Regions from separate parts of the Homo sapiens genome. Here region 2 is linked to region 1. A link is an interaction called in ENCODE POLR2A ChIA-PET data of the cell type or tissue named here. Cell type or tissue: CD4-positive, alpha-beta T cell. All regions are shown on one strand. Links, peaks and the distances in the headings refer to the core of each region. The heading gives the core; the rest is flanking DNA.

Region 1 (16,571 bases), core at 5,394-13,393:
AATTTGTTACACACAGCTGCTATCAGGTCGCTAGTGTCCCGTCAATGTTCCTAACATTATCCATAAATACACATTAGAATGTTTGCCATAATCTTATGCTTTGTTTTATTTTGTTTTCCACAAGAACCAAAGTAAGTGATATTTTGTTTATATTCATGACTCAGCCATGAGATTGTCACATATAAAATTACTCCTTGAATTTAAATTATAGTTTTTCCTCAATATTTTTAGCATCTTTATATGTTTTAATCCAGTAACATTCTTTTTGAAGATTTTATAGCTGTTTGCCACTGTGAAGATAAAACACACCAAAATCTGTGCCTCTATTATGGAGGAAAAACATACTCCATCAAACAGGAAAGGATTCATTGAGGGAAAACTTAACCAGCGAGACCATCTAGCTGAAAACTACAGCCTGCTTTCATTCTCCATTTGATGAAAATGAAAGATCTAGACAACTGTTACCTGCAATGGACTCCTGATCAAACATTTGAAAGGGGCTCTAGATGATAGGAGGTTGAGATTCTGCCTCTGAGAACTTGTTACATTGGAAGCAGAATAATTAGGGCAAAGAGGTTATTAAGTTCATATTGTGAAGTCTTAAGTCTTAAAAATTATCTCTGGTAATGTGACAGCTTGACACTGTCTATTGCTTGCTACATATTTCCTTAAGTGTTGCTACACTGCTAAGCAGACATAGTATGAGAGGTGTTCAGGCAAAGGGAGCAGATGTAGGAAATAGCCAATCACATTCCTGTCCTCCTTGACATCTACTATTTTATGTGATGTTCTAATATTTCAACCAATAGTCTCTTCAATATTTTGCCTGTTAAAGTCCTAACAAAGCTAAATTGGTTAGGTTTAGCAAGCTGACTTCAATTTGACATAAGATGTGTATGGCTGCAAGAGAGGAAAGAAATGATTAATTAATAGATTTTATCCTACACTTTATTTGGGAACTGTTTAAATGTAGGTGTCTTAGAAAAATCTAAAGGATTTTGTGTCTCTTAGTCTATTAAGTTTATTTAAAATTTAACATAATCACTTCAATGTTCTTTTTATTCTTCCATTTTCTTAAAGAACACAATTAAAATTAACTTTATCACCCTGTCTTTCTTTGACATGAAATAGTTAACAATTTTGTATTTACATTAGAGGCCTATAAAGTAAATCATTTCGTGAGATTACTTTAAACTGTATGTTGGCCGGGCACAGTGGCTCACGCCTGTAACCCCAGCACTTTGGGAGGCCAAGGCAGGTGGATCAACTGAGGTCAGGAGTTCAAGACCAGCCTGGCCAACATGGTGAAACTCCGTCTCTACTAAAAATACACACACACACACACACACACACACAAAATAGCTGGGCGTGGTGTCAGGTGCCTGTAATCCCAGTTACTCAGGAAGCTGAGGCAGGAGAATCGCTTGAACCCTGGAGACAGAGGTTGCAGTCTGCCGAGATTGCACCATTGCACTCCAGCCTGGGCAACAAGAGTGACACTCCGTCTCAAAAAAAAAAAAAAAAGCTGTATGTTAATTGTAGACTTTTAGGAAAGACCCGTTTTTGAAACATTTACCTTTCACAAGGTGCACACACAGATTTGGACACACCAAATCAAAAAGTAGGGTTGACTCAGTGGACTAACTTAAGAGATAGACATCACGTTGGTATGCCAATCAGCTATGCCATTCCATGCAGCCTCAGCCTTGAACAGTCTGGAATGCTTTATAAGGTGGAACCCACAGATAAGTTAAGACTCTCTTATCTGCCTACAGCAGCTTTGAAAATTTGAAGTCATTGCCTGGATTGCTTTGTCAACCCCACGCTCATGCAACATTTCATGGAAAGACTGTCATCCATACTCAGTCAAACAATTTCTGTGTACAAAACTGTAGTTCTTGTTACCTTCTCTGAATGTCATTTCATCAGCACTAGTTTCTTGGAGAGAAAGATCTGTGATAGCCTTATGAACAATAAAGAGTTTCTCTTCTGGGTTTTCTAGGAAAAAAATATAAAATCAGTATTTTAACATTTAAAATATTTATTGTTCAACAGTTAATAAGTTATCAATTTAAACTCTAGGTAGAAGTCTTTAATTTTAAATCTGATCATTAAAATTTACTATTTCACTCTTTGGATTCATTCTTTATCAATTCAATTTATTTACTTAATGATCACTTTATTGATTGTAATCTCTCCTTTAATATTTATATAAGATATATATATAAGATATAGAACCATAAATTCAGAGAACTTCAGTTATATTTAGAAGGAAATTTTAACATTTTGAATTCTCTTTGTTCAAATAATATGGGGCTGTCCATAATCATAATAAATACAGTAGTTAACATTTAGCCAATACTTACCCTAGACTTGTAGTTATTATTATTATTCCGCCTTCTTCTAGTGAAAAAAACTCAGGCTTCGGGAGACAGAAAGTTGTCTGGGGTCACAGCTGTCAAATAGACCAGCCTGGATTTCACCAGAGGCAGAGGTTTAGTCCTTATACTATGCGTAGTAGAATAAAGGGCTACATTTTTGGGGTGTCCAGCTCATTTCGATAATAGTTTATCAAAAAAATCCAGGGTAAATTTATAAGTCAAAACAAGAAAATTAAGGAGAAGGGAAACACTTTACCTTTTAGCATTTTGTCCTCCATGGATGAGTTGAGCAGCATGTTCCCTTGTAATTTTCTTCTTTCCTCCTGACTTCCTTTGGTGAGTGCACCTTCCAGACTGGGTTCTACCCTGTAGTGTGGCAGGGGGCTGTCCACATCAGTCAATTCCTCACTGATTTTAGTGATTGTTTGTTGACCGTTTTCAGGTGGTTTATCCCCATTACACTCAGCCTGGGTAAATGTAGCCGGAACATCTGTCATGATGTGCGGTTGAATCCGATCTGGAGAGAGAGCTTTAGGGAAACTGAGTGAGTAGATCCTTGATAAGATACCTGCTCTTGCCTTCAAGTCCTATAGTTCCAACTCCTACTCTAAGAGCACAAATTATTCACTTTAGTACATAATAACAAGGTTCTTTTCCTAAAAGTATCCAGACAGAGATTAGAGCAAAAGCAAGAGGATTTGTCAGATCTGCCAGGAGCCATGAGCAAGAATCCAGCCAATCACCACCTTCTTTGTTGCTTGCCAGTTCCCTGGCAGAGTTAAAGGCATCCTTTTGATTTACATAAACAAACAATCTGAAGCAATCAGGCTTTTGTGTTGGCATGTAGAGAGGGACTTTCAGCTTGTCAGTCCCCCTCTGGGAACAGAGATTTTTGTCCCTTTTCATAATGGCCCATTGTAATTTTCCCTGTAACAGGAGCCACAATTGTCCCACAGCTTTAATCCAGAGAGAATGACCACCTTGAGGCATATTAGTTCTGTGTAACCAGCTTAACATTTCCAAACAGATTTTGTTCAAGTAAAACCTCAGCTATTTTGTAAAGGACAATGGCATTGTTTCTTATTTATTAAAAAATAAAACAGCTTATGGAAAAAACCTATAAACAGGACAACTTTACTGTAAATGGTTCTGGCTGCAGATTTGATGGTGTGCTTCCAGCAGGCTGGAGAAGGGACCTATGAAATAAACAAATTCTACCAACTTGCTAATACCAAAAGTTTTATAATTTCAGAGTAATTTACTTAGTCTATAGCTTCTTATCCTCTAGTTTATGTCTGCTGAAGCCCAGCCGATCCTTTAAAACCCTAATAAAATTATCGCCATGAAGGTTTCTCCTCCCCCAATCAGAATTACAATCCTTTCTATTCCATACTGATATTACACAATGCTGGTAAAATGTAGAGGACCAATGCAATCTGCCCTTGGGAGAAACAGGTGATTATGTTAAATGACTGCTACTGACCACCCCTTCCTTTTTAAATCTTTTTCTTTTTTGGATTTCTCATAGTACAAAATGGTTCCAGAGCCTTTGCCCACACAGCTCCTTCTATGTGAAATGCCCTTCTCTTCCTCAAGCCCAAGCCCTGGGCTGACCAGCTTCCCTAAGTTCTGTTTTTAAGCTTAAATATCATCTCCTTAACTACACTATCTCTAACCGCCAGGATTAGGACAGGACTCTGTTACACATTGTCTTTGCCCTTCAGAGTATTCTTCATGGTTGTAACTAAATAAGCAACTGCACAATTATCTCTGTAATGTCTGTTTCACCAACTGCAAACTAAGTTTCATCTGGCGAGGGGCCAGTTTAACTTGCTTACATGTGTCCCCAGCACTTAGCATCTGGCTTGGAATAGTAGCACGCAATAAAAATAATTATATATATACACATATATACACAAATAATTATATATATACACATACATAACAAGAATTATATTATATATATAATATATACAATAAATTTTATCCCCAAGAGAATAAATTTCAGATCATTTTTAAAGAGAAGAAGAATAGGTGTTGAAGAGTTGTAGTAAGCATATCACCTTTAAAAGTGTGTCTAGGGCTGAGCCCATTCAGGTCTATATCAGGGACAACACCTCACTCTTGTATAATCCCCTCTCCCTTGTCCTTGGAAGACATCTCTAATAGATCCTAGATCTCCCTCCCGCGTCATCACCAGCTGTTCTCTAGTCAGCACTCTAATTCTATGTTTGTTTGATTGTTTAACTGTTTTAACAAACGCTCATATCACACTTATTATGTGCAAGCTACTGTCCTAATTGACTCATAAATAGTAATACACTTACTCTTCATAACAGTCTTCTGAGGTAGGTGCTGTTGTTATCTCCATTTTATAGACTAGAAAAATGAAGTGCAGAGAGATTAAGGAGTTCAGCTAGTAAGGTCACAGAGCCAGCAAGCCTACTGATGAGAGTTTGCAGCACAGATGAAGCTAAGCGCCATCCCTGGCCTGTGTGCAGATGTTTCCTTGGACCAGAGATCCCACAGGGGTTCGGCATTAGCACCTTGGCAGTAGAGACAGTTGTGGCCAGGAGAGGGCAGCAGAGAGCCTAAGGCAGTCTCAAGACCTGCCCCAGAGACACCCTGCAGCTGCTGAGGATGATGTTCTGGGAGCGTCCTCCCAAGAAATTCAACTACAAGCTTACTGTTGAGAAGATATTGAGTGGAATCATATGGGAGAATGCAGAAACTAAGACCAAGCTTAGGAACAAATGGGGACATACTAGATTGTGAGATCCTTAGGGCAGGAAGTGGCACTAATTCAACCAAATGCCCTGCGATAAACACAGGAGTACAGAAATACATTAGCTCCAAAGGTCATGCCTCCAATCACTCCGTTCCCTCGGGGCTGCCAAGTACCTCAATCCAGGGACATAGCAAAGTTGAGACAGTTCAGATTCATTGTCTCTCCTACTCCTAGATTTCTATTACCCCATGGCAACGGGCACCTCATACCCATAGCCTAGCTTTTATGGGAATTCGTGTCTTTATTTTTGGATTGCCTTCTTTCTAAAACCATGCTGTGACATTTTTTATGGCCTTAAAATTATTTCAGTTTTGGAAAGATAGAGAAATGATCCAGAGTTCTGTCATCCTTGGCTAACCATGTGTTTACATTTATTTAAAAACATGCTTTTATGCTGCCCTAGGGAATAATGGAGGTCGGGTAAATGGTTTGTAACGTGTATTATTTTTTCCTACAAGTAGACGGCAACATGAGACACATTTAGCAACAAGATGAGTCTATCCAACTACTAGATAAAACATAGGCTATTTTGTTCATAAAGAGGTAAGTTGTCTCCCATTATTTGTAACAACCTATGACTTAGAAAGTATGTTAGAATTTGCACTATCATCCTTACTTCAAATACAATTGCAGAATGTTCACTGTATGAAACATGACTGTTTTATTTTATGTAGTTTACTGGATCTTGTGGCTTTTTCCTTAGAAGAATTTCGCTCTTGTCACCTAGGCTGGAGTACAGTGGCACAATCTCGGCTCACTGCAACCTCTGCCTCCCAGGTTCAAGAGATTCTCCTGCCTCAGCCTCCTGAGTAGCTGGGATTACAGGCATGCGCCTTGATGCCTGGCTAATTTTTGTATTTTTAGTAGCGGGGAGGATTTCTCCATGTTGGTCAGGCTGGTCTCGAACTCCTGGCCTCAGGTGATCCACCCGCCTTGGCCTCCCAAAGTGCTGGGATTACAGGCATAAAGCACTACACCTGGCCCCTAGTTATTATTCTTAATGCTAAAGGACATTGTACAAATGTAACCATTATTAAATCTAAAGCCAAAAAAAAGGTAATGAAAAGATTTTCATATAAGAATATAAAGAATCAAAATAAAATTATGTAAATATTCACTTTCCATTTGTCCAATACCAAATGCTTAATGTTAAGGCTATCTTAGGTCCAGAATCAGGATTTGGGGAAAAGTCATAAAATCTTGATCTTTAATCTTAATCATATGTGAAAAGCCAAGCCACAAGCTAATGTTATGGCTAAGAGATGGTCACAGAGCACTGAATAAAAACAAGAAATACATTTAAAAGAAAAATGTTGATCCTGGCAGCTTGAAGCCAATCTTAAACAAACATTGACTTACATAGTTGGGACAGGGGTATTGTTTCAATTAGGGTTGGAAGGGAAAGGCAGAACCACTAAGAGATGGAGCAATCCATCTATCAATCGATCAATTGATTGATCAATCAGAAGGGATTTGACTTTACACAATGGTGGGTGCCAGTGAAGCTGCCTCTATATGTCTGCTGTTGCATTTGATGCTGGAGCCTGAAGTCTGCAGGGCAGGAAGTTGGGAAGGGATGATGGATAGAAACTTAAAGGGGGAGAGCAAGAACAAACTGGGTTCCCAGGTATAAGCTGGACACACGGGGGCAAACTGAAACCCGCGTCGGCTCTCAGTGCCTCTGACCTTAGCGGTTGGAATGCCCTCCCAAAGAAGCCCGGCCCAGGATCATAGAAGCTGGAGGAAGATCCAGGGAGGTGGAACAGTTGCAGGCCCAGCTGCTGCCCATGCACCAGGTGAGGCAGCAGACGGGCAGCAGTGTGTGCCAGCTACAAAATAGCTGCTTCACTTCCGCCCCACCAAGCTCACAGAACAATGTTTACTTTGGCTCACGTTTCTTTTTCAGGAATCATTCAGGAAAGAAAATTCAGGGAAATTTAGTTTAGCCTAGTCAGACTGACATACAACAGTCACAATCCTACCAATAACCCATAGAATTTTCTATAAGGAATAGAGCAATGACCCAGGGAATGTGCAACCCTAAACAAGCCTGAAGAGACAGGATCATCCCAATTGGTTCACTTCAGGGATTAAAATTCCAAATTGAAGGGCCGTCCCAGCTAAAGTGAACTGTTACAGAAATACAGACTATCATAACACAACAAAATCAATCAACAGCCATATATTTTATTTCACAAAACAATAATTGCCTGCCACCTGGTATAAATCAGATTAAATTGATTATCGTGTGCCATGTTCATGCTTTCCTTTTACTTTTATGCCAAGAATGGAATAATGGCTGCCATTCTAATGATACAGTTTCCTGAAGTAAATAATGGTTTATCCCAGGAAACCAATACTGAAGTCTATGGGTAGCTCATGAGTATTAAGGGTTTAATGTAACAGAATTTCAAAATTTAACTGCATCTTACAAGAAGCATGCTTTTCAATGTTGGAGGCAGGGGAGGGGATAATTATCTGTTCTCCCTCTAAATATAAAATATTTCTTACACCTTAGGAAAGGTATATCTCTGTGGCTCTAGCATCTAGAGCCTGGCCTTCTAGTGATCCAGTGAATATCATTTTAAAGAAAAGCACTGGAAGAAACAGGCTGAGTATTTGGTGAGGATTAGAGAAGAGTGTGGCCCTGAACATAGGACCCTGTGGCCAACATGGGCTGAAGTGGAGGCTGGGAGGGAGAGTGCTGACAGTTAAGAGTCCCCTTCAAATAGAGGACAAATGAGCATTCTCATCAGTGACCCTCATAGGGTAAAGAGGAGAGATTCAGCCTGCTCCTGTGTGACCTTGGGCAAGTGTACAAATCAGGCATGTTTGGGTTAGAGATTACAGAAACCTAATTCAAAGAATCATAAACTGAATTCAATAGCTAATTTGACTGGTAAATTCAGAATTGGCTTTGTACTTGTTTGGATCCAAAGATTTAAACAAGGTCAGGCTCCATGGTTCACAACTGTAATCCCAACACTTTGGGAGGCCAAGGTGGGTGGATCACCTGAGGTCAGGAGTTCAAGACCAGCCTGGCCAACATGATAAAACCCCACCTCTACTAAAAATACAAAATTTAGCTGGGAGTGGTGGCACGTGCCTGTAATTCCAACTACTCAGGAGGCTGAGAGGGGAGAATAGCTTGAACCTGGGTGGTAGAGGTTGCAGTGAGCTGAGATTGTGTCACTGCACTCCAGCCTGGGCAACAGAGTGAGACTCCATCTCAAAACAAAACAAAAACAAAGATTTAAACAATGTACCAGGTAACCAGTCTCTTTTGATCACAAGGAAAGTGCATATTAGGAGGTACCTGGGTGGATCTGAGGGTCCCTAATGCCTCTAGCTGACTGTTGTGGGCTAAATGATGACCACCCTCAAAGATGTCCACATCCTAATCCCCAGAACCTGTGAATTGTTACCTTACCTGGTAAAAGCGACTTTGCAAATGGGATTAATTAAATTAAGGACGGGGAGATTATCCTGGATTATAGGATGGGATCCAATGTAATAATCACAAGAGTTCTAATAAGAGGGAGGCAGGAAAGTCAAAGAGAGTAGTAGAAAATGTGACACAGAAGCAAGACGTTGTAGTAATTCGAGAAGTGGTCATGTGCTAACAAATGTGAGCAGCCTCTGGAACAGGCGTGTCCAATCTTTTTGCTTCCCTGGGCCACACTGGAAGAAGGAGGATTGTCTTGGGGCACACATAAAATACACTAATGCTAGCTGATGAGTGAGAGAAAAATAATACACTAATGCTAGCTGATGAGTGAGAGAAAAAATTTTGTGTTTTAAGAAAGCTTATGAATCTGTGTTGGGTTACATTCAAAGCTGTCCTGGGCTGCATGCAGCCTGCAGGCAATGAGTTGGACAAGCTTTGCTCTAGAAACCAAAAAAGGCAAGGAAATGTTTTCCTCTGAAGCCTCTGTGTGGAGTGCAGCCCTGCCAACACCTTGATTTTAGACTTCTCACCTCCAGAACTGAATGGGGTGGTGCTGCTTTTAAGTCATGAAATCTGTGGTAATTTGTTACAGTAGTAATAAGAAAGTAATTACTAGTTTCCTGCTTCTCTGCCTTCATTTTCTTTTTCTTTTTCTTTTTTTTTTTTTTTTTTTTTTGAGACAGAGTGCTGTGGTGAGATCTCGGCTCACTGCAACCTTTGCCTCCCAGGTTCAAGAAGTTCTCCTGCCTCAGCCTGCTGAGTAGCTGAAATTACAGGTGCACACCACCACGCCCAGCTAATTTTTGTATTTTTAGTAGAGACAGGGTTTCACCATGTTGGTCAGGCTGGTCTCAAACTCCTGTCCTTGTGATCTGCCCGCCCCGGCCTCCTAAAGTGCTGGGATTACAGGCGTGAGCCACCTTGCCCGGCCTCTGCCTTCATTTTCGTGGACTGGCAAAGGCCAGAAAATTTAGCTTTTCCAACTTTTTACAGGATATGTATTTTTGAATCTCAAGTATCTTGGATTGCTTTATGTTCACTGAAAAAACCTCTCTTTGCAAGGTTGTATTTTCTCTCTCAGCTTTCTGACAGTCCAGGTTTGACTGAAACTTACTTGTAACAGTTTATAAAAGGTATAAGAAAATCACAAACCCTCCAGCATCCTGATATTTTTCTAACAAGTCTCTAAAATTTAACCTTCAGTAGGAAGTGGTTTGAATCAAGATTCCAGAAGACAGTTTATAGTAATTATGGTCAGCTTTCACAAATAGGGATGGGTGAATTTATACTGCTTCCCATTGCTCCTCTAATGAGCCAACCCATCCTTGGATCCATAATCTGCATCCCATCCTTGGTGTCCATTTTTTGTATGCAATGTTTCATTGGTTGACAGTGAAAGAGATTTAATCCAAAACAGATTAAACAGAAATGGGACTTAATCTGGCTTCTGAGAAGTTCTCTCTGTCTCTCTTTCTCTGCCTGTCTTTCTCTCTCACCGCTTTCATTGTTCTATTTTCTTTTATATTGGAGTTTTCTCAAGTAGATTCTCCCTAGGTCATGGCAAATATTCCTCTGGCAACCCTAAGCTTGCATTATCAAGATAACTAGTGGTGCAAAAGAAAGGAACCTTTCTTTCTCATTAATTTCAGCCCAAGTCCCTGGAATGGCCCTCACTGAGCTAGTTTGGGATATGAGCTAATCCCTGAGCCAGATGCTGTGACTACAAAGGAGAGAATATTCCAATTGTCCAGGTCTAGGACAGTGTCCACCACTGAGCAGAAAAATGGGCATAGAAAATGAGAGACTGTAGGGCAAACAAACAAAATAAACAAACAAAAAGGTAGCAGATGCCCACCACATTAACAAACTCAGATCCCTCATCTGTTAAAGGTGGATAATAATATGATATACTTCTTAGGACTGCTGTAAAAATGAAATGAATTAGTCCAGGGACAGCATCTAGCACAATGTGGCATAGTAGGTGTTCTTTCGATAAGTGTTTTTATTGTGCTACTGTTACTACTACTGTTAATTACTATTATTATTACTCCTAGTCATGTAGCTTTGGAAAGTCACTTAACCCACCTGACTCATTTCTTCTTTTTGAATGGCTGATGACACACACCTTGCAGCAAAACAATGAAAGTTAATAGGCACAAGGTACCTAGCACAGGACTGGCAGATGGTACAGACCTGTGGATACATGATATTATTTTTATTGCTATTTGAGAAGGAAAGTCTCCTGAAGGAATAAGATACACATGCCTCATCTACATATTCATGGATCTTTTTACAAGCCAAATTCTAAAATTCAGATTCTGAGATGGTCTAGGGTTAGATTCCTGAAGAGCTCTTTTTACTCAGTAAGAAGCAGTGTAGCTGCAGAGATGTGCCTGCTCCCAACACTGGCCCATTGATATGGAGTTCACATCTAATATGATTTCAGTCCTGTTCCTTCCTGTAGTCCTGGGGAAAGCTTCAGTCATTGGCATCCTTTAGAATGGCTTGTGGTAGGGGTTCATGGAAAACAATGGTGAGTGGCATCTATTCCCCCTAATTATACACACACAGGTAAGTAACACAGCTTCACCTTCTCATCTTTGATTGAGATTCATGTGTGAGCACCAGCCCGTGACCACTACAAACATCCCAATGCATGGACTTGGTAGAAACTGATCCTATGAGAGTATAAAATAGTGGGGTGACTCTGTAGACCTTGACCTATAGATCTGTATCTCACAAGAATCCATGCAGTAGAGAATGAATTGTGTTTTAAACTGTTGCAGAGCAATTGTACACGTAAGAAAGGCTAAATTCCCATAAAATAAAATCATCTCACTCTCTTGGCCATAATTTTAAGAGTATATCATCGTAAATGGATAAAGGAGTGTCCCCAGTGGACTGGGCTCTCTATAGCTTTTAGTTAGGCAATTATAATTCTGTTTTACTTACAATGGGATATTTCTTGATGCATTTTAAATAGAAAGAATGGTTTCTCTATTCATGGAGACTCCGTAAGTGTTAAATAGATAGAAATGGAATTTGTGTGGGTATTTATAAAACCACAGAAAGAGAATTTTGAATTATATATGCATACACGCTCTTTGGTAGTTTGAAAGCATTTTCAGTCCGCCTGGGGAAGCAGAACTGTAGGAAAGTGATATCACTGTCAGCGTCATTCCTCCCAAACTATTTTGAATGTCACTAGCAGTTAAGGCAACATGTTGTTTTTCAGAGGAGAAAGGCAAGAAAATAATTAAACACATTTTTCCTTAAGGAAAAAAAAAAGAGAAAGCAAGTCTGCTGTGAGCCTGCTTTTGTGAGAAAGTGATAGTAATAGGACTATGAACAAATACAATTTCTCCTAGGATATCTTTGAAAATTTAGCTGAGTAAACTTTGTCTCAGGGTAAGTAGGAAAAATTCATACGCTCTCCGTGAGTAAAATAAGTGCAGATATATCAGGATCTCTTGTCAAGATTTTGTGTTGAATTCAAGAAAGGAACATTGGACAGCTGTGCAGATTCTAGTGACATTTTAGATGAGGAGAACAATGATTTTTAAACCTATACCCCATAATTAGCTTACTCACCACCAAGAACTTGAAGCCAGAAAAGAAATGCTCTTCAGGAGTCATGCCACTCAGAGAAGCGTGGGAAGAGCAGCACACTTAGTGGGATCTACCCAATAACTGAAATGTAAGCTCTCAGAATTGCTCATCTGCACCATTGTAATAGTCATCTAACTGGTCTCCCACTTTTAATCTCTAATCCCCTTCTCCCCACCTACATCCATCATTCCCACAACCACCAGATTAATATATTCTGACAGCAAGCTTCTAAACAAGGTCAGAAAAGAATAATTAAGATATTATTATAAATCTGATAGCACATTATCTGGTTCATAGTGTTTGATAAAAAAAAATTTTTTTAAAGATTCACTACTTGCCCAAATTCCTCCCCGCTCCCCGACACACAGACACACTTAAAAACTCAGCTTTTTCCTTTCTACCATTGCTTGTCATATTAAGTACAAACTCCTTATAACAGGATCTAACTACCATTTAGGTTTATCATCCAAATTGTCCAGTCCCTTTATTCTACCCTTGCCACAGTGAACTCTTTTGTATCTCCAAACATGGTTTCCATTTCCATGTCTTGGCTTATTATTTCCTCATGTCTGGAATGCCTGCCTCCTCACCATCACCTAGGATCCTTCTCACTGTCTCTACCAAAGCCAGGGCCACATTTCAAGGCCCAGCTCATACATTACATCCTCTACTATATACTTCATGACACTTTTACCCAAAGGCTCTACTTGTACTTTTCTTTGAGCCACCTTAGTAATTTATGTTTATGTTGTTTTAATGATACCTCATTATTTGGCCTTGCATTATAATTTATGCAATTGTCTTACTTTGTTACCAGAAAATATTATATTGCAATAGAAAGACCTCAGATTAAATCTCAGTTCTGCCACTGAAAAGCTACCTGAACTTAGGCAATTTTTTAAATTTTCAGAGCCTCAGGGCATCTGAAAAATGCCTACTTTGTGGAGTTTTTAAAAGGATTAAATTGCATGACAAAATATATGTAGCTCATCTGGTACAGTGCCTGACACCTAGTGAGAGGTGAATAATAGTAACAGTGCCACTTATTAATATATTTTCAGGTCTTTGCAGACTTTGTGTGATTCATTTTTGCATTTCAGTATAGACAAGCATAGCACCTGGTTCATGGTTTATGTTATATAAATATGCTTTGAGTTGGCAATAATTAGAGGTTTCCAGCATTAGAGTGTGACAGTACATTTATCTGAACATATCCCTTGCCCTATTTTCCATTCTTCCTGTATAAATCTGTTTCTATCTGTTTAAAAAAAATATTAGGGATTCAGAGTCTAAGGATCGAGCTTCCTACGGCATAGAATTGTGGTGTCGATTTAGCAGACGCCCCCTACTGGCAGAGTTGATGTTAGAAAATGAAATAAACTATGACCCAACAGAAGATGGTTCTCCCAGTCTTTGCTCTTCACCCACCCTCCTGGCTGTTTACGGACAGCCCCTGCTCAGGAAAATATACATTGGCTATTATATTATTCGTGTGGAGGTGGATCTGTGTCATCCTTGACTAACTGGGAGGTGAATATTATGCGTCACATTCCCCAAAACAGAAAGCCTCAATACAGGAGGAGCTTGGGTTCAGACAGGATGTAAAATGTTCAGAATGTTTAGGAATACCAGTTCTGAACAGGTAGACCCAATTCCATTCCTGATGTGCCCTTCACCAGCAGATCTTGAGCAAATCATTTAACCCAGATATTGTGAAAGCCACAATTTCTGATCTGAAATACTGAGCTCATAATAGAACCTGCCCTCAGAGGCCTCTTGTGAGGATTTAATAAGATCATATCCCAAGAGCCCAGTGGCTGGTGCATAATTTACCCTCCAGAAACTGAATTGTTGCTGTGATTAAGCTAACACAGCCATGCTTGCTTTACTCCATTGTCTTCAAATTCCAATTTGCCTCAGAATCCTCTGGGCATCTGATTTAAAATACACATTTCTAGACTACCCTCCCAGATATTCTGATTTTGTTGCAGACCAGAATGTGCATTATAAACAAGTGCGCAGGTGATTCTAGTACAAATCCTAATAAGCAATGCTACACTTTATAATTTTCAATCCAAAGATAAATGAAAGACAGCAACTCTCTTGGAAGACAAAATTTTTTCATTCATATTACTTAAGAACTTAAAGCCTTGTGACAATAAACTTCTAAGAATAATTAATAATAACACACACATCTAGCACTTATTATATGTCAAGCATTGGTCAAAGAGCTTTTCATACAACAGCGCTTTAATCTTTACAACAACTTTTTGAGGCAGGTACTCTTATTCTCATCATTTTATAAATGAGAAAATTGAGGCACAGAAAGTTTAAGCTCCTTGCCTAAGTCATCTATATAGAAAGGGACAAAGCCAGAATTTGAATCAAAGAAGTCCAGCTTCAGAGCCTATGCTCCTAAACACAAATCTGTACTTCATTAAAAGTATAGCAAAATTCACTGTCTCACCAAATCACACAGAACTCTTCCATATAAGGGGCCAACTTTTCTGTAGTGCTTTTCTATTTAATGGTAGCCCTGGGAGAAAAGGTAACTAATATGGCAGTCACTGACTATCTTTCTGATGCATTCTACCATTGTGTGTGTGTGTGTGTTTGTGTGTGTGTGTTGTTGTTGTTTTAGTTTATCTTGATTAGGATGGTCTCTGCTTCTTTTTTAATAATATCACAACCTCTATAAAAGGCCATTTTTGAGAGAAATTAATAACATGCACCAGAAAGCCTAAAGGTTACAGCTCATTTTTACCATCTACAATAAGAAATATCACTTAATGGGTAGCATCTCCCAGGCTATGTTCTCATGAGATTTTTATAGCTAAGAATAAAATTCATGCCTATGGCAGACTTTTGTAACCAATTTTAAGGAGTGACTTGCCACTTTTTCCATCCAAAATCCTGAGGGAAGAGAGGAAAAGGAGTAAGAGAATGGCAGGAATCAGAACTCACAGTCATTCCTAAGAAAAAATTTGTGGCAATTCAAAAGTGATTTGTTTTCTTTCCCATGTCTAAGCCCCCATGCTCCTTCTGCACAGACTTTCGGATAATAATAATATGCATGCAGATGGCATGTTCCAGGTTTCACAGCCCTTTCACAACCAGCCATTCATTTGAGATGATTGAAGCAAACCGTTTCAGGCTGAATGCAACTGTGAGCTGTTCAAAGGCAACACCTGGCAGCCCAGGATCACAGACGTGTTGTCATTGACATGACATGGGCTTAGAGAAGCTGAGGGTGAGCAAAGACCTGTGCCTTTGCATCACACACAGAGAGCTAGCACAGTGCCTGCTTATCAAGTTTGTACTTCATAAATGTTTGTTGAATGAATAAAGTATCACACCCAACTGCTTCCTTTTATAGATGAAAAACCCAGATTTCTTAGAGGTGGAAAATTTCATGAGGCAGCAGTGAAGGCATGAAGATTAGTCAAGGGAGCCAGGAAAATATAAGAGAACTTCTCTCTGCCTGCTTCCCTCCTTTTTCTAGGTTTCTCTCATCCTTCTTTCTCTGTATGTCTCTGAATCTTTCTTATGCTCCTTTGGTTCCTTCTTTACTAAAGTAACTGGTATTAATATGTAAATAAAATATGTTTATGTGTAGAATTAAGGCAAATCTCGGCATTTTAAAACTCTCTTTTTTATGGCTAAAGATGGAAATAAACTCAACATAATGCATATAGTTTACAGAAGTGAGAGAATTACTACTAAGAACCTCCATCTTTTGGTCATAGAACCAAAGATGCTCAGGGATTAAGGGATCTTTCAGTTGAGTCTATAAAACTGACTAACTGTAATTGTATCTTCTCTACAACATCCATTCCAGGCATTTGACTATTGCCTTTTTGAACATCTTAAAATAATGGGGAATTCAGCACTTGATGGGGGCAGCTATTCTTTGAACTACTCTGAGTTCTGAAAACTTTTACTTGTGTAGAGCTGAACTTTCATGCCCTAAATCTTTCACACGTTGATTGTTCTTGATTGAACCCTTTGGAGACACACAGAATGAGTCTAGCCTGTCTTCCACCTGACAATCAAATATTTGAAGACAGATATTTGAAGACAGCTTTCATGCCCACCCCCTTCCCCCAAGTCTTCTCCTTTCTGGAATAAACATCTCTGTTTCCTTTAGCAGATCCTCATATACCTTTACAGTGCGTATCTTCACCCCATTAAACATTCTTCTCTGAACATACTCTTATTTGCCTATATACAAGGCTGATAGTGGACAGATACATACTGGGATAGATATAATATGAATTAAAATATGGAAATGGTTTTACTAAAGTTGATAAAAAGCTATAGTTCTAATTCTCTCACCAAGTGTCCA
Region 2 (16,571 bases), core at 6,949-14,948, 73 kb after region 1:
GGCTGCTTCAGGTGCCATCTCCAAAGACAGAGAGAAAGGAGAAATTCACTTATTACAAATGGCCTGTTAAGTTCTGAGACAGATTCTAAGTCTCCTGAGTATCAAAATACAATACATTAAAAAACCATCTAATTACCAACAGTTTTGAGTACCCACCAAGTCTGAAGCCTAGTTGAGCTCGCCAGTCAGCATTATTTGATCTCACGTGAAAGAAGACATAAGAGTTTGGGGGGACAAGAAATAAAGCTCATCTTATTTCCTATGTGTTCAATGACAGGTACTGTGGGATGGCACAGAAATGAATAAGTACACAAATCTGCCTTCAAAGAATGTGGCATTTTCAGAAGCATAAGAACACTAATTTCTATACTAAGTATAAAAAAAGGAATATAATCAATATTTTTAGGAAAGAACATCATAAAGACTTAGGATGTGTAAGGATGGTGAACTCATATCAAGGCGGAGAAATCAAAGGGAAATTGTGAGTGTGGATATGGATGTGTATGCGTATATACACTTACACATGTGTGGGATGATAGGGAATGTGGCATTTGAGCCTATTTGAACATAACAGGTTGAATTTCAAAAATTTAGAAATGAAGAGAAGGGGATCTGTAGACTGATAGAACAGCATAAATAAAACCCTAATGCCAAGGAAGCTTGGGAGTGAAATGAGAGCGCAAAATACCAAATACAATCTAAGATAATTTTGACACATAATTGGTCGATCTACAAAGTCTATCGAGGCAGGTAATCATAGAAATGGTGTATATATCTGAAAATGTTTTATTTTAACCTAAAATGTACAGGTGGAGATTCACCAGCATTTTGCCATATGGCCAACTATTCTCCTTTGAAAATGAGTCCACTAATTGGAATCCCCATATTATCACCTTTGTACAAACCTTTATCCAGAACATCCAGTCTCAGTTTCTTTAAAGTAAAAAAGGAACTAAAATATCCTTGTGAAGCAATCTTAGTACAGAATTTTGGATTTTTGCTATTTCTTTTCTGTCTTTCATATTATCCTGCCCGATTTTGGAAGCAACTTTTAAATCACAAATACAGCTGGGAACAAAATCAACCAAACTTTGAGTAACACACAATTCAACCAAAGAGAACAGAGGTGCCTGAGCACACCAAATGTGAATTAACAAGGGAATGGGGAGCATGACTTAGGCTCATGGGGCAGATAAGCAGAGGTCTTTTAAGTCTCCACTGCAGCCCAGAGGCATGAAATACATGTAGGGAAGCAGGGAAAGATAAGGCTGCAAAGGAGAGCTCAGAGTACAGTGAGAAGAGGCTCTAGAGTTCAGCTGAAGTTTTGTGCTTAATTTAATCAACAATGAAATATTTTTCTTGGAAAATGGCATGATCTGTGGTTCACTTTAGACTTAAAAAGATTAATCAAGCTATTGTCATAGAATGAGAGGGAGGAGGCAGCACCTAGAGTAATAGTATGGATTATGTAGGGAGTTTCCTCAGTAATCTAGGTATAAGTTAGAAGTTGCAAACTGGTGTTCATAAGATTAAATATGCCTAATAAATATGTTTTCTTTGGTTTGTACAGTGTTATCTAAACCTTAAAATTTATTTGTCAACATTTAGAAGCCAGGAGACAATGTAAAAATTATTTTTCAGGCCAGGAACAGTGGCTCATGCCTATAATATCAACACTTTGGGAGGCCGACGTGGTAGGATCACTCTAGCCCAGTAGTTTGTGACCAGCCTAGGAAACATAGCAAGACCCTATCTCTGCAGAATAACTTTAAAAAAAAAAATTTGCGGGGCATGATGGTACTCTCCTGTAGTCCCAGGTACTGGGGAGGCTGAGATGGGAGAATTGCTTGAGCCTGGAAGGTCGAGGCTAAAGTGAGCCGTGATCACACCACTGCACTCTAGCCTGAACAATAGAGTGAGACACTGTCTCAAAAATTTTTTTTAAATTAATTTTTATGAAAATCAAGAAACCTGAAAAACAACTCACTGGAGCTGAGTAACAGCTTACCATCTGGGCATGAGTTCTTCAGTTTACAACAGTCTCCACCTCGCCCTGTTGTCCTAACACTGAGGCAGAGTGTGTATTACAAAATAATTTGTCTTTACCTGGCCCACGTCACTCCTTTATGTACTTTCTCTTATCTCTGTAGTCATGGAGACAGCAAAAATTGTTTGTTCAATACAACTGAAATACAGGGTCTATACTGGAGAAAGAGAGCAATAGGGTCAAAGAGTTATATTAGGAGCGAGGAATTCTGGTCTGGGAAAATGAAAGAGGTATAGAGAAGTGATATTTAAAGTTGTGACTGAGGATAAAAACCACAAGGAAAAGAATATATAGAGAGGGGAAAAGTAGAGATAAGAGGATAGAACTTGCAGAAGGCTCCATTCAGGTACGGAAAGAGGAATTTGAAAATAATCAAGAATGCAGGAATAGACTATTTCATAAAGGAAAGAGGCCAATAAAAAATGTAAAATTCTACAAAGAGCCTGATGAGGACAAGATTTAACAAAAAGCCATAGCGTTGTTCTTTAGAAAGTTGCTAATTACGAGATTGTTTTATAATTGAATGATGCGGCAAAAACTGGATCACAGAGGATAAGCCAATGAAAAACTGAGTCAAAAGACAGAGGAGATAGTGAATGAGTAGAACACTTTTCCAAGAAGATTGGTTGTTAAGAGAAGGAAAAAGACACAGAAACAGATTAAAGGGAAAATTAGTCAAGAGAAAATGCATGTATACATATGTATACATACACATAAACATTTGGGTATGTATACATGTATATATCTGCAGAAATACACATATATTTAAGGCATGTAAAATTATGACAAATTTTTCTAAGTGTAGAAGTAAAGACAGCAAGTTGTCTTGGAGTATGATTTTGCTATTGAGAGAAGAATTCCTAAGACCACAGCGCCTTCCAATTTGGCCATGCCATATAGAAGGGGGATTGAAGACAAAAGACTGAGAATGTGAATGAAAACTAGAACTGCCATCTTGGGAGCTCATATTCTCAGGACTGAACACATACCAGATGACTGAGATTGATTTTTTTCCATGAAATACAAAGATATGGAAGGCTCTGGACCATGAAAGTTATAAATGCCTTGAATGCTGCAGGGCAGGATCTCAGTAATGGCACTTTGTGATAGCAACAGAAGCAACAGAAGGGCAACTTGGGCCCACTTGTGGCTGTTTCTTTTCTTTTCTTTTTTATTATCATACTTTAAGTTCTACAGCACATGTGCACAATGTGCAGGTTTCTTACATATGTATACATGTGCCATGTTGGTGTGCTGTACCCATTAACTCATATTTACATTAGGTATATATATGTATACCCATTTACATTAGGTACATCACCTAATGCTATCCCTCCCCCCTCCCCCCACCACATGACAGGCCCTGGTATGTGATGTTCCCCACCCTGTGTACAAGTGTTCTCATCGTTCAATTCCCACCTATGAGTGAGAACATGCGGTGTTTGGTTTTCTGTCCTTGCGATAGTATGCTGAGAATGATGGTTTCCAGCTTCATCCATGTCCCTACAAAGGACATGAACTCATCATTTTTTATGGTTGCATAGTATTCCATGGTGTATATGTGCCACATTTTCTTAATCCAGTTTTTTGTTGTTGTTGTTGTTTCTCTTCTCTTCCATTCTTTTCTTTTCTTTTTTTTTTATTTTATTATTATTACACTTTAAGTTTTAGGGTATATGTGCACAATGTGCAGGTTAGTTACATATGTATACATGTGCCATGTTGGTGTGCTGCACCCATTAACTCATCATTTAGCATTAGGTATATCTCCCAATGCAATCCCTCCGCCCTCCTCCCACCCCACAACAGTCCCCAGAGTATGATGTTCCCCTTCCTGTGTCCATGTGTTCTCATTGTTCAATTCCCACCTATGAGTGAGAACATGCAGTGTTTGGTTTTTTGTCCTTGTGATAGTTTACTGAGAATGATGATTTCCAATTTCATCCATGTCCCTACAAAGGACATGAACTCATCATTTTTTATGGCTGCATAGTATTCCATGGTGTATATGTGCCACATTTTCTTAATCCAGTTTATCATTGCTGGACATTTGGGTTGGTTCCAAGTCTTTGCTATTGTGAATAGTGCCACAATAAACATACGTGTGCATGTGTCTTTATAGCAGCATGATTTATAATCCTTTGGGTATATACCCAGTAACGGGATGGCTGGGTCATATGATATTTCTAGTTCTAGATCCTTGAGGAATCACCACACTGACTTCCACAATAGTTGAACTAGTTTACAGTCCCACCAACAGTGTAAAAGTGTTTCTATTTCTCCATATCCTCTCCAGCACCTGTTGTTTCCTGACTTTTTAATGATTGCCATTCTAACTGGTGTGAAATGGTATCTCATTGTGGTTTTGACTTGCATTTCTCTGATGGCCAGTGATGATGAGCATTTTTTCATTTGTCTGTTGGCTGCATAAATGTCTTCTTTTGAGAAGTGTCTGTTCATATCCTTCTCCCACTTTTTGATGGGGTTGTTTGTTTTTTTCTTGTAAATTTGTTGGAGTACATTGTAGATTCCAGATATTAGCGCTTTATCAGATGAGTACATTGCAAAAATTTTCTTCCGTTCTGTAGGTTGCCTGTTCACTCTGATGGTAGTTTGTTTTGCTGTGCAGAAGCTCTTTAGTTTAATTAGATTCCATTTGTCAATTTTGGCTTTTGTTGCCATTGCTTTTGGTGTTTTAGATATGAAGTCCTTGCCCATGCCTATGTCCTGAGTGGTATTGCTTAGGTTTTCTTCCAGGGTTTTTGTGGTTTTAGGTCTGACATGCAAGTCTTTAATCCATCTTGAATTAATTTTAGTATAAGGTGTAAGGAAGGTATCCAGTTTCAGCTTTCTACATGTGACTAACCAGTTTTCCCAGCACCATTTATTAAATAGGGAATCCTTTCCCCATTTCTTGTTTTCATCAGGTTTGTCAAAGATCAGATGGTTGTAGATGTGTGGTATTATTTCTGAGGGCTCTGTTCTGTTCCATTGGTCTATATCTCTGTTTTGGTACCAGTACCATGCTGTTTTGGTTACTGTAGCCTTGTAGTATAGTTTGAAATCAGGTAGCGTGATGCCTCCAGCTTTGTTCTTTTGGCTGAGGATTGACTTGGCAATGTGGGCTCTTTTTTGGTTCCATATGAACTTTAAAGTAGTTTTTCCCAATGCTGTGAAGAAAGTCATTGGTAGCTTGATGGGGATGGCATTGAATCTATAAATTACCTTGGGCAGTATGGCCATTTTTACGATATTGATTCTTCCTATCCATGAGCATGGAATATTCTTCCATTTGTTTGTGTCTTCTTTAATTTTGTTGAGCAGTGGTTTGTAATTCTCCTTGAAGAGGTCCTTCACATCTCTTATAAGTTGGATTCCTAGGTATTTTATTCTCTTTGAAGCAATTGTGAATGGGAGTTCACTCATGATTTGGCTCTCTGTTTGTCTGTTATTGGTGTATAGGAATGCTTGTGATTTTTGCACATTGATTTTCTATCCTGAGACTTTGCTGAAGTTGCTTATCAGCTTAAGGAGATTTTGGGCTGAGTCGATGGGGCTTTCTAAATATACAATCACGTCATCTGTAAACAGGGACAATTTGGCTTCCTCTTTTCCTAACTGAATGCTCTTTATTTCTTTCTCCTCCCTGATTGCCCTGGCCAGAACTTCCAACACTATATTGAATAGGAGTGGTGAGAGAGGGCATCCCTGCCTTGTGCCAGTTTTCAAAGCAAATGCTTCCAGTTTTTGCCCATTCAGTATGATATTGGCTGTGGGTTTGTCATAAATAGCTCTTATTATTTTGAGATACATCCCATCAATACCTAATTTATTGAGAATTTTTAGCATGAAGGGTTGTTGAATTTCGTCAAAGGCCTTTTCTGCATCTATTGAGATAATCATGTGGTTTTTGTCGTTGGTTCTGTTTATATGCTAGATTATGTTTATTGATTTGCATATGCTGAATTAGCCTTGCATCCCAGGGATGAAGCCCACTTTGTCATGGTGGATAAGCTTTTTGATGTGCTGCTGGATTCAGTCTGCCAGTATTTTATTGAGGACTTTTGCATCGATGTTCATCAGGGATATTGGTCTAAACTTCTCTTTTTTGTTGTGTCTCTGCCAGGCTTTGGTATCAGGATGATGCTGGCCTCATAAAATGAGTTAGGGAGGATTCCCTCTTTTTCTATTAATTGGAATAGTTTCAGAAGGAATGGTACCAGCTCCTCTTTGTACCTCTGGTTGAATTCAGCTGTGAATCCACCTGGTCCTGGACTTTTTTTGGTTGGTAGGCTCTTAATTATTGCCTCAATTTCAGAGCCTGTTATTGGTTTATTCAGGGATTCAACTTCTTCCTGGTTTACTCTTAGGCGGGTGTATGTGTCAAGGAATTTATCCATTTCTTCTAGATTTTCTAGTTTATTTGCATAGAGGTGTTTATAACATTCTCTGATGGTAGTTTTATCTCTGTGGGATCGGTGGTGATAACCACTTTATCATTTTTTATTGCATCCATTTGATTCTTCTTTCTTTTCTTCTTTATTAGTCTTGCTAGCAATCTATCAATTTTGTTGATCTTTTCAAAAGACCAGCTCCTGGATTCATTGATTTTTTGAAGGGTTTTTTGTGTCTCTATCTCCTTCAGTTCTGCTCTGATCTTAGTTATTTCTTGCCTTCTGCTAGCTTTTGAATGTGTTTGCTCTTGCTTCTCTAGATCTTTTAATTGTGATGTTATGGTGTCAATTTTAGATCTCTCCTGCTTTCTCTTGTGGGCATTTAGTGCTATAAATTTCCCTCTACATACTGTTTTAAATGTGTCCCAGAGATTCTGGTATGTTGTGTCTTTGTTCTCATTGGTTTCAAAGAACATCTTTATTTCTGCCTTCATTTCATTATGTACCCAGTAGTCATTCAGGAGCAGGTTGTTCAGTTTCCATGTAGTTGAGCAGTTTTGAGTGAGTTTCTTAATCCTGAGTTCCAGTTTGAGTGCACCGTGGTCTGAGAGACAGTTTGTTATAATTTCCATTCTTTTACATTTGCTGAGGAGTGCTTTGCTTCCAACTATGTGGTCAATTTTGGAATAAGTGTGATGTGGTGCTGAGAAGAATGTATATTCTGTTGACTTAGGATGGAGAGTTCTGTAGATGTCTATTAGGTCCACTTGGTGCAGAGCTGAGTTCAATTCCTGGATATCTTTGTTAACTTTCTGTCTCATGGATCTGTCTAAAGTTGACAGTGTGGTGTTAAAGTCTCCCATTATTATTGTGTGGGAGTCTAAGTCTCCTTGTAGGTCTCTAAGGACTTGCTTTATGAATCTGGGTGCTCCTGTATTGGGTGCATATATATTTAGGATTGTTAGCTCTTCTTGTTGAATTGATCCCTTTACCATTATGTAATGGCCTTTTTTGTCTCTTCTGACCTTTGTTGGTTTAAAGTCTGTTTTATCAGAGACTAGAATTGTAACCCCTGCTTTTTTTTGTTTTCCATTTGCTTGGTAGATCTTCCCTTTATTTTGAGCCTATGTGTGTCTCTGCATGTGAGATGAGTCTCCTGAATACAGCACACTGATGAGTCTTGATTCTTTATCCAATTTGCCAGTCTGTGTCTTTTAATTGGAGCATTCATCCCATTTACATTTAAGGTTAATATTGTTATGTGTGAATTTGATCCTGTCATTATGATGTTAGCTGGTTATTTTGCTCGTTAGTTGATGCAGTTTTTTCCTAGCATTGATGGTCCTTACAACTTGGCATGTTTTTGCAGTGGTTGGTACCGGTTGTTCCTTTCCATGTTTAGTGCTTCCTTCAGTAGCTCTTTTAGGGCAGGCCTGGTGGTGACAAAATCTGTCAGCATTTGCTTGTCTGTAAAGGATTTTATTTCTCCCTCACTTATGAAGCTTAGTTTGGCTGGATATGAAATTCTGGGTTGAACATTCTTTTCTTTAAGAATGTTGAATTTTGGCCCCCACTCTGTTCTGGCTTGTAGAGTTTCTGCTGAGAGATCCGCTGTCAGTCTGATGGGCTTCCCTTTGTGGGTAACCCGACCTTTCTCTCTGGCTGCCCTTAACATTTTTTCCATCATTTCAACTTTGGTGAGTCTGAAAATTATGTGTCTTGGAGTTGCTCTTCTCAAGGAGTATCTTTGTGGCATTCTCTGTATTTCCTGAATCTGAATGTTGGCCTGCCTTGCTAGATTGCAGAAGTTCTCCTGAATAATATCCTGAAGAGTGTTTTCCAAGTTGGTTCCATTCTCCCTGTCACTTTCAGGTACACAAATCAGATGTAGATTTGGTCTTTTCACATAGTCCCATATTTCTTGGAGGCTTTGTTCATTTCTTTTTACTCTTTTTTCTCTAAACTTCTCTTCTCGCTTCATTTCATTCATTTGATCTTCAGTCACTGATACCCTTTCTTCCAGTTGATCAAATCGGCTACTGAAGCTTGTGCATGCGTCACGTAGTTCTTGTGCCATGGTTTTCAGCTCCATCAGGTCATTTATGGTCTTCTCCATGCTGTTTATTCTAGTTCGCCATTCATCCAATCTTTTTTCAAGGTTTTTAGCTTCTTTACAAAGGGTTCGAACATCCTCCTTTAACTCAGAGAAGTTTGTTATTACTGATCTTCTGAAGTCTTCTCTCAACTCGTCAAAGTCATTCTCCATCCGGCTTTGTTCCGTTGCTGGTGAGGTGCTGTGTTCCTTTGGAGGAGAAGAGGTGCTCTCATTTTTAGAATTTTCAGCTTTTGTGCTCTGAATTCTCCCCATCCTTGTGGTTTTATCTACCTTTGGTTTTTGATGATGGTGATGTACAGATGGGGTTTTGGTGTGGTTGTCCTTTCTGTTTGTTAGTTTTCCTTCCGACAGTCAGGACCCTCAGCTGCAGGTGTGTTGGAGTTTGCTGGAGGTCCACTCCAGACCCTGTTTGCCTGGGTATCACCAGCAGAGGCTGCAGAACCACAAATATTGTGGAACGGCAAATGTTTCTGCCTGATCCTTCCTCTGGAAGCTTCGTCTCGGAGGGGCACCCGGCCATATGAGGTGTCCATCCACCCCTACTGGGCGTTGCCACCCAGTTAGGCTACTCGGAGGTCTGGGACCCACTTGAGGAGGCAGTCTGTCCGTTCTTAGATCTCGAACTCCATACTGGGAGAAGCACTACGCTCTTCAAAGCTGTCAGACAGGGATGTTTAAGTCTGCAGAAGTTTCTGCTGCCTTTTGTTCAGCTATGCCCTGCCCCCAGAGGTGGAGTCTACAGACGCAGGCAAGCCTACTTGAACTGCAGAGGGCTCCTCCCAGTTCGAGCTTCCCTGCCACTTTGTTTACCTACTCAAGCCTCAGCAATGGCAGGTGCCTCTCCCCCACCCTCACTGCCGCCTTGCAGTTCAATCTCAGACTGCTGTGCTAGCAGTGAGCCAGGCACAGGATCTAATCTCCTGGTGTGCCATTTGCTAAGACCATTGAAAAAGTGCAGTATTAGGGTGGAAGTGACCCGATTTTCCAGGTGCCATCTGTCACGGCTTCCCTTGGCTAGGAAAGGGAATTCCCTGACCCCTTGCACTTCCCGGGTGAGGTGATGCCTCGCCCTGCTTCAGCTCACACTCCGTGGGCTGCACCCACTATCCAACAAGCCCCAGTGAAATGAACCCGGTACCTCAGTTGGAAATGCAGAAATCACCCATCTTCTGCATCGCTCACACTGGAAGCTGTAGACTGGAGCTGTTCCTATTCGGCTGTCTTGTAACCTCCCCGACTTGTGGCTTTTTCAATTATCCATTTCTCTTTTCAGAAGTGTGGAAGCACCACCAAGTAAGATCCCAGCATTTTCAAAAGATTTAGGACAGAAAATGGAAACATGATCAATAAAGGTTAGTTTCCAATGCTGAATCTAGCAATCAGGGGCTTAGGAAATTAATTTACATATTGAAGAGATATGATCTTCTGTTCATGCTGATAATGCAGGTTTTACTGGTTAAGCTCAGAATAGGTAAAAATAAAAAGTATTTGCTGGCCTGAAGAAAGAAGTCTGTGGGAAAGTAAAGATGTAAGAAGTGGGAAAGACATGCATTCATTTCAGTTAGAAATACCAGCAAAGAGAAAAAGGAGATAGAAATCATTGGAGGCAAGGGAATTGAGGGAACTCCTTCTAGATGGCTTCCACTTCAGCAGACTAGGAGTCATGGTTACATGCAGAAAATGATGTTGAAAAGCATGGAAATTTCATACATTCATGTTGGAAAATCTAAGAGGAGGTTATTAGGAGGTAGCTTTCTTCTTAAGACACTTTTAATATTTTTGACATTTTTTATCATTTTGCTTATACTCCATCCCGATTACAGTTCACCAACACCAGAGCTAACAGAGAAATTATAAACTTCCAGGGTAGTGTTTCTCAAAACATGGTTCCTAGCTATTAATGCAAGAATCTTTTAGGGAACTTGTTTATACAAAGACTTCTGAAACCCACCCAGGCCTATTCAACAGAATCTCTGGGGCCCAATGCCTGAGAATCTGCACCTTTACGAGTTGCTCAGGTGATTCTGAAGCAGCAAGCCAGCATTTGACGGGAGGCTGCTGTTTTAGAACCACTAGATTAGCTCATGTCTCATCCAGGTAGTCTCATGCATGACTATTCACCCACATCCTGTTTTTAATCAGTGGTTCTGTCTGTAGTTTTGAAACTCAGAATAAAATGTCACATATTGTGGTGAGGAAATAACAACCATGTCTTCAAATACAGCTGGTTGGGATCAGATCCCTACTCATTATCATTTTCTATGTTTTTCCTATTTTTAGTTTATACTTTTAAAATTTACTTACATCATTTATTGATAACCAAAAATGGTAGAGTTATTATAATTAAGCAATTTTTATAATAATAAATAGCATTGTCTAGCAAGCTCATTTCTTTTTTTTATTATTATACTTTAAGTTTTAGGGTACATGTGCACAACATGCAGGTTTGTTACATATGTATACATGTGCCATGTTGGTGTGCTGCACCCATTAACTTGTCATTTAACATTAGGTATATCTCCTAATGCTATCCCTCCCCCCTCCCCCCACCCCACAACAGGCCCCAGTGTGTGATGTTCCCCTTCCTGTGTCCATGTGTTCTCATTGTTCAATTCCCACCTATGAGTGAGAACATGAGGTGTTTGGTTTTTTGTCCTTGCAATAGTTTGCTGAGAATGATGGTTTCCAGCTTCATCCATGTCCCTACAAAGGACATGAACTCATCATTTTTTAAGGCTGCATAGTATTCCATGGTGTATATGTGCCACATTTTCTTAATCCAGTCTATCATTGCTGGACATTTGGGTTTGTTCCAAGTCTTTGCTATTGTGAATAGTGCCACAATAAACATACGTGTGCATATGTCTTTATAGCAGCATGATTTATAATCCTTTGGGTATATACCCAGTAATGGGATTGCTGGGTCAAATGGTATTTCTAGTTCTAGATACTTGAGGAATCACCACACTGACTTCCACAATAGCTGAACTAGTTTACAGTCCCACCAACAGTGTAAAAGTGTTTCTAGTGTAAAAGAGGATTGCTTCACATCCTCTCCAGCACCTGTTGTTCCCTGACTTTTTAATGATCACCATTCTAACTGGTGTGAGATGGTATCTCATTGTGGTTTTGATTTGCATTTCTCTGATGGCCAGTGATGATGAGCATTTTTTCATGTGTCTGTTGGCTGCATAAATGTCTTCTTTTGAGAAGTGTCTGTTCATATCCTTCACCCACTTGTTGATGGGGTTGTTTGTTTTTTTTCTTGTAAATTTGTTTGAGTTCTTTGCAGATTCTGGATATTAGCCCTTTGTCAGATGAGTAGATGATTGCAAAAATTTTCTCCCATGCCTGTTCTCTCTGATGGTAGTTTGTTTTGATGTGCAGAAGCTCTTTAGTTTAATTAGATCCCATTTGTCAATTTTGGCTTTTGTTGCCATTGCTTTTGGTGTTTTAGACATGAAGTCCTTGACCATGCCTATGTCCTGAATGGTAATGTCTAGGTTTTCTTCTAGGGTTTTTATGGTTCTCTCTCTCTTTTTTTTAAGTTAGCCTTGCTAAAGGCTTTTCAATTTTGTTAATGTTCTCAGGGAACTAGCTCTGGTTTCATGATTTTCTCTACTGAATTTCTAGTTTCTATTTTATTGATTTATGTTCTAATTGTTGTTAATTATATTATTCTATATATTTTGGATTTAATTTGCATTTCTTTTAAATTTCCAAAGGTGGAAGCTTATATTATTGATTTTAGATCTTTTCCCCTTTCTAATACATGCATTAAATGTTCTGAATTTCCCAGTAAGCACTGCTTTTGCTGCATACCACAATTTTTGATATGTTGTTTTTATTTTTATTTATTTTAAAATATTTTTTAATTCCTCTTGATATTTCTTCATTGACCTCTGTGTTATTTAGAAGTGTGTTGTTTAATCTCCAAGTATTTGAGGAATTTTCTAGCTAATTTACTTCTTTAGATCTATTGTGATCTGAGAGCAGACATTGGAAGATTTATGTTCTCTTAAATTTGTTAAGGTATATTTTATGGTCCAGTATGTGGTCTATGTTGATGAATAATCCATGTGAGTTGAGGAAGAATGTGTATTTTTCTGTTTTAGAATAAAGTAGTTGATAGATATCAGCTATATTCAGTTGATTGATGATGTTATTGATTTCAGCTATGTCCTTGCAGATTTTCTGCCTGCTATATTTGTCCATTTCTGGTAGAGGGTGTTGAATTCTCCAACTGTAATAGTGGATTAAACTAACAGACTACAGTTAGTTTTCATTTCATGTGTTTTGCTGCTTTGCTAGGCACATATGCATTAAAAATTGCTATGTCTTCTTGCAGAATTGGTCCCTTTATCATTATATAATGTTCCTCTTTATCCCTGATAATTTTCTTTGCTCTGAAGTCTCTTCTGTTTGAAATTAATACAGATACTCCCACTTTCTTTAAAGTAGTGACAACATGGTATGTACTTTTCCATCATATACTTTTAAATTCTATATTTAAAGTGGATTTCATGTACACAACATATTTATTTCTCTATAAAGAGATATATAAGTTTCTGCTGTGGGTTCCTGCCCTAGTCCATCATGATTCTTTGCATGTGCCTGTCTGCAATTAACGGGACAGTGATTTGCCCTGTGACCTCACTTCTTTGATGCATCTAAAAAGAGCTGTTGATTTTTCAGTTAAGTTTTTTTTTTCTTTCTTTCTTTCCTTTTTTTTTTTTTTTTTAAGACATAGTTTCAGTCTGTTGCCCAGGCTGGAGTGCAGTGGTGCAATCTCGGCTCACTGCAACCTCTCCCTCCCGGGTTCAAACCATTCTCTGCCTCAGCCTCCCAAATAGCTGGGATTACAGGCGCCTACCACCAGGCCTGGCTAATTTTTGTATTTTTAGTAGAGACGGGGTTTCACCATCTTGGCCAGGCTGGTCTTAAACTCCTGACCTCGTGATCCACCAGCATCGGCCTCCCAAAGTGCTGGGATTACAGGCATGAGCCACTGCGCCCGGCTGTTAAGTTTTTTACTTGCTGTTAAGACAGAGTTGTGACTTCCAACTTCGTTACATGCCCGACCAGAAGCCACAAGTCTGCCAATTTTTTTTTTTTTTTTTAGACGGAGTCTCGCTCTGTCGCCCTGGATGGAGTGCAGTGGTGCGATCTCGGCTCACTGCAACCTCCAACTCCCGGGTTCACGCCATTCTCCTGCCTCAGCCTCCCGAGTAGCTGGGACTACAGGTGCCAGCCACCATGCCCGGCTAATTTTTTATATTTTTAGTAGATACGGGGTTTCACCGTGCTAGCCAGGATGGTCTCGATCTCCTGACCTAGTGATCCACCCGCCTCGGCCTCCCAAAGTGCTGGGATTACAGACGTGAGCCACTGCGCCCGGCCCAAGTCGGCCAATGTTTTTAAAATAAAATTTTGTTTACATTTTATGTTAAATTTTACATAAAATTTAAAAAAGTATTTAAATTTTCTCAATTAATTCAAATACTTTATTATTCCACTGTGGTTTTTATTTATTCGTTTTACTCTTTTTAGTTAATTAAAATGTGCTTATTTTTTAGTAAACTTTATTTTTTAGAACAATTTTATATTTACAGAAAAATTGTGAAGATAGCACAGGGTTCCCAATATTAGATGTGAATAGGGGAGACTGAGCGCAAAAATACTTTGTACCCAGTTTCCTATTATTCACATCTAATGTGATTATGGTATATTTGTTACAAGTACTGAACCAATATTGGCACATTATTAACTAAAGTTTAAACTTTATTCAGAATTCCTTTTTACCTAGTGTCCTTTTCTGCTCCAGGTTGTTCTCCAGGATACCATGTTCTATTTAGTCATCATGTCTCCTTAGGCTTTTCTTGGCTATGACAGATTCTCTCACTCTACTCATTTTTAATGATCTTGACAGTTTTGGGAAGTGCTGGCGGATATTTTATAGAGTATCTCTTAATTGGAATTTGTTTGGTGTTTTTCTCATGATTAGACTGAAGCTATGGGTACTGGGCAAGAGGACCACTGAGACAAAGTGTCATTCTCACTATATAATATCAAGGACACATATTAGCAACATAAACCTATGGCAATTGATGTTGATCTCGATCACCTGGCTGGAGTAGTGTTTGTCAGGTTTCACTACTGTTAAATTACTTTTCCCCTTTTTCCATACCATACCCTTTGGAAAAAGGTCATCATATTCAGCCCACACTTAAGGAATGAGGAGTTCTGCTCCTCTTCCTTGAGGGTGGAGTATCTACATAAGTAACGGGAAATTTTTCCATACAGGAGGTTTGTCTCTTCACTCCATTTATTATTTACTCAGTCATTTATTTATATCGCTATGGACACATGAATGTATACTTATTTTATATTTTGGGTTATAATTTAATACTGTTTTATTTGTTGCTCCAAGTGTTTCATCTTTGGCCATTAGGAGCCCTTCTGATTGACTTCTATTTCCCTTTGACATATCTCAATCTTTATAAGGTTTTTTAAAAATATTTTATTACTTTCTGACATTACAAGATGCTGCAGGCCCTTCTTGTTCATTCCCTGCCCCAGACCTAGAATAAGCCATTTCTCCACGTAACTCTGGTTTATTTTATTGGGGAATGGTATTAGAAGCCAAGATCTTGGTGCTATGTGTGTTCATTGCTGCTAAAGTGTCATTACTTCCTTGACCTCTCAGCTGACAGAGCAAGGAAATAAGTGTGTATAAACTAATTCATGCATACACAGATATCTATAAATATTTATGTATGTAATCATCCATACTTTTATTAAGCTAATATTGAGTGCATACGGATGTCTAATCTAGCATTCTCCCTTACTTATCTGTGAACTTTGAATCCAACAGTAAGAAATCTGACTCCCATTATCAGCCATAAGAATTTATTAACTCTTCAATTGCAGTATACATATGTAGCACTGTCAGAGTTATTAATTGTATTCATGTGGAAAGCAAGTTTTTCTGTTAAGTTTTTCTGTTAGAGCAGAATGTTTTTGTGTGTTTTATTTTGTCTTTCATTTTATAAACTCCAATCATTTCCAGAGCTACTTAGCTCAGCATCTTTTTTTTCCACGCTCTTAAGTTGTTTTATACATTTTTGATACAGTTAGATTGTTTTTGTCACATTCTTCATTCTATCCTGGGATCCCCCAACCACCTAAGTGGATTTTTTGATAATTTGCATGCTTTTAGGATAACTCTTCATTCTGTAAAGTGCTATGGGTTTTGGCAAATGCAGAGTCATGTATCCAAGATTACAATATCGCACAGAAGAGTTTCATCACTATATAAAACTCACCAGTCTTCCTCCTATTCAACCATCTCCATGCCTTCTTCCCAGCCCTAACTCCTTAAAACCACTCATATCTTTACTATTGCTATAGTATTGCCTCTTCCACCATGTCATATAAATGGAAACATACAGTATTAGTCTTCTCAAACTAGTTTCTTTTACCTAACAACATGCATTTAAGATTCATAGTGTCTTTTAATGACTTGATAGATTATTTCTTTGTAGCTGAATAATATTGCATCTTATAGATGTAACCGTTTGTATATCCATATTTTCTCACAGCCTATGACTTGTCTTTTGATTCTCTGAACAGTGCCATTCACAAAGCAGAAGTTTTAATTTTTATAAAGTCTAATGTATCAACTTTTTCTTTCATAAATCATCCTTTTGATGTATCCAAAAACTCATTACGACACCAAAGGAAATCTAGAATTTCTCCTATGCTATCTTATAGAAGTATTATAGTTTTGTGTTTTATACCTATGTCTATGATCCATTTTGAGTCAATTTTTGTGAAACATATAAGAGCTTGCATATTGGACAGAACCATTTGTTGAAAACACTATCCTTTCTACATTTAATTGACTTTACTTCTGTGTCAAAGATAATTACTATATTTGTGTGTGTCTATTTCTAGGCACTCTGTTCTGTTCCACTGATTTATCTGTCTATTCTTTTGCCAATACCATGCTGTA

Evidence for each region. ChIA-PET counts read pairs that join two places held together with the same protein. Peaks named below come from ENCODE experiments on the same cell type or tissue, not always from the same donor. Only the 100,000 strongest peaks of a DNase experiment are listed, where the experiment ranks them.
Region 2: POLR2A ChIA-PET joins it to region 1 with 13 read pairs; 11 of 35 experiments call an interaction of 5 or more read pairs at or near these places.

What each region holds. Positions count from the first base shown.
Region 1 is chr2:157,322,765-157,339,335 of GRCh38, forward strand. ERMN (ermin) reads right to left here and starts at 3,060. Exons shown (of 3, transcript NM_020711.3): 1 at 2,638-3,060; 2 at 1,906-1,998. The coding sequence starts at 2,878. RefSeq lists an enhancer at 2,944-3,493. In CD4-positive, alpha-beta T cell, for the core only: no CTCF peak of the experiment used is centred there; a DNase peak (open chromatin) is centred at 9,207; H3K4me3 peaks cover 135 bases; H3K27ac peaks cover 1,890 bases.
Region 2 is chr2:157,393,911-157,410,481 of GRCh38, forward strand. No RefSeq gene overlaps it. Among named protein-coding and RNA genes, the nearest start is that of CYTIP, 42 kb to the right of the region's middle. RefSeq lists silencers at 10,619-10,668, 10,699-10,798. In CD4-positive, alpha-beta T cell, for the core only: no CTCF peak of the experiment used is centred there; DNase peaks (open chromatin) are centred at 9,351, 10,631 and 13,201; H3K27ac peaks cover 1,946 bases.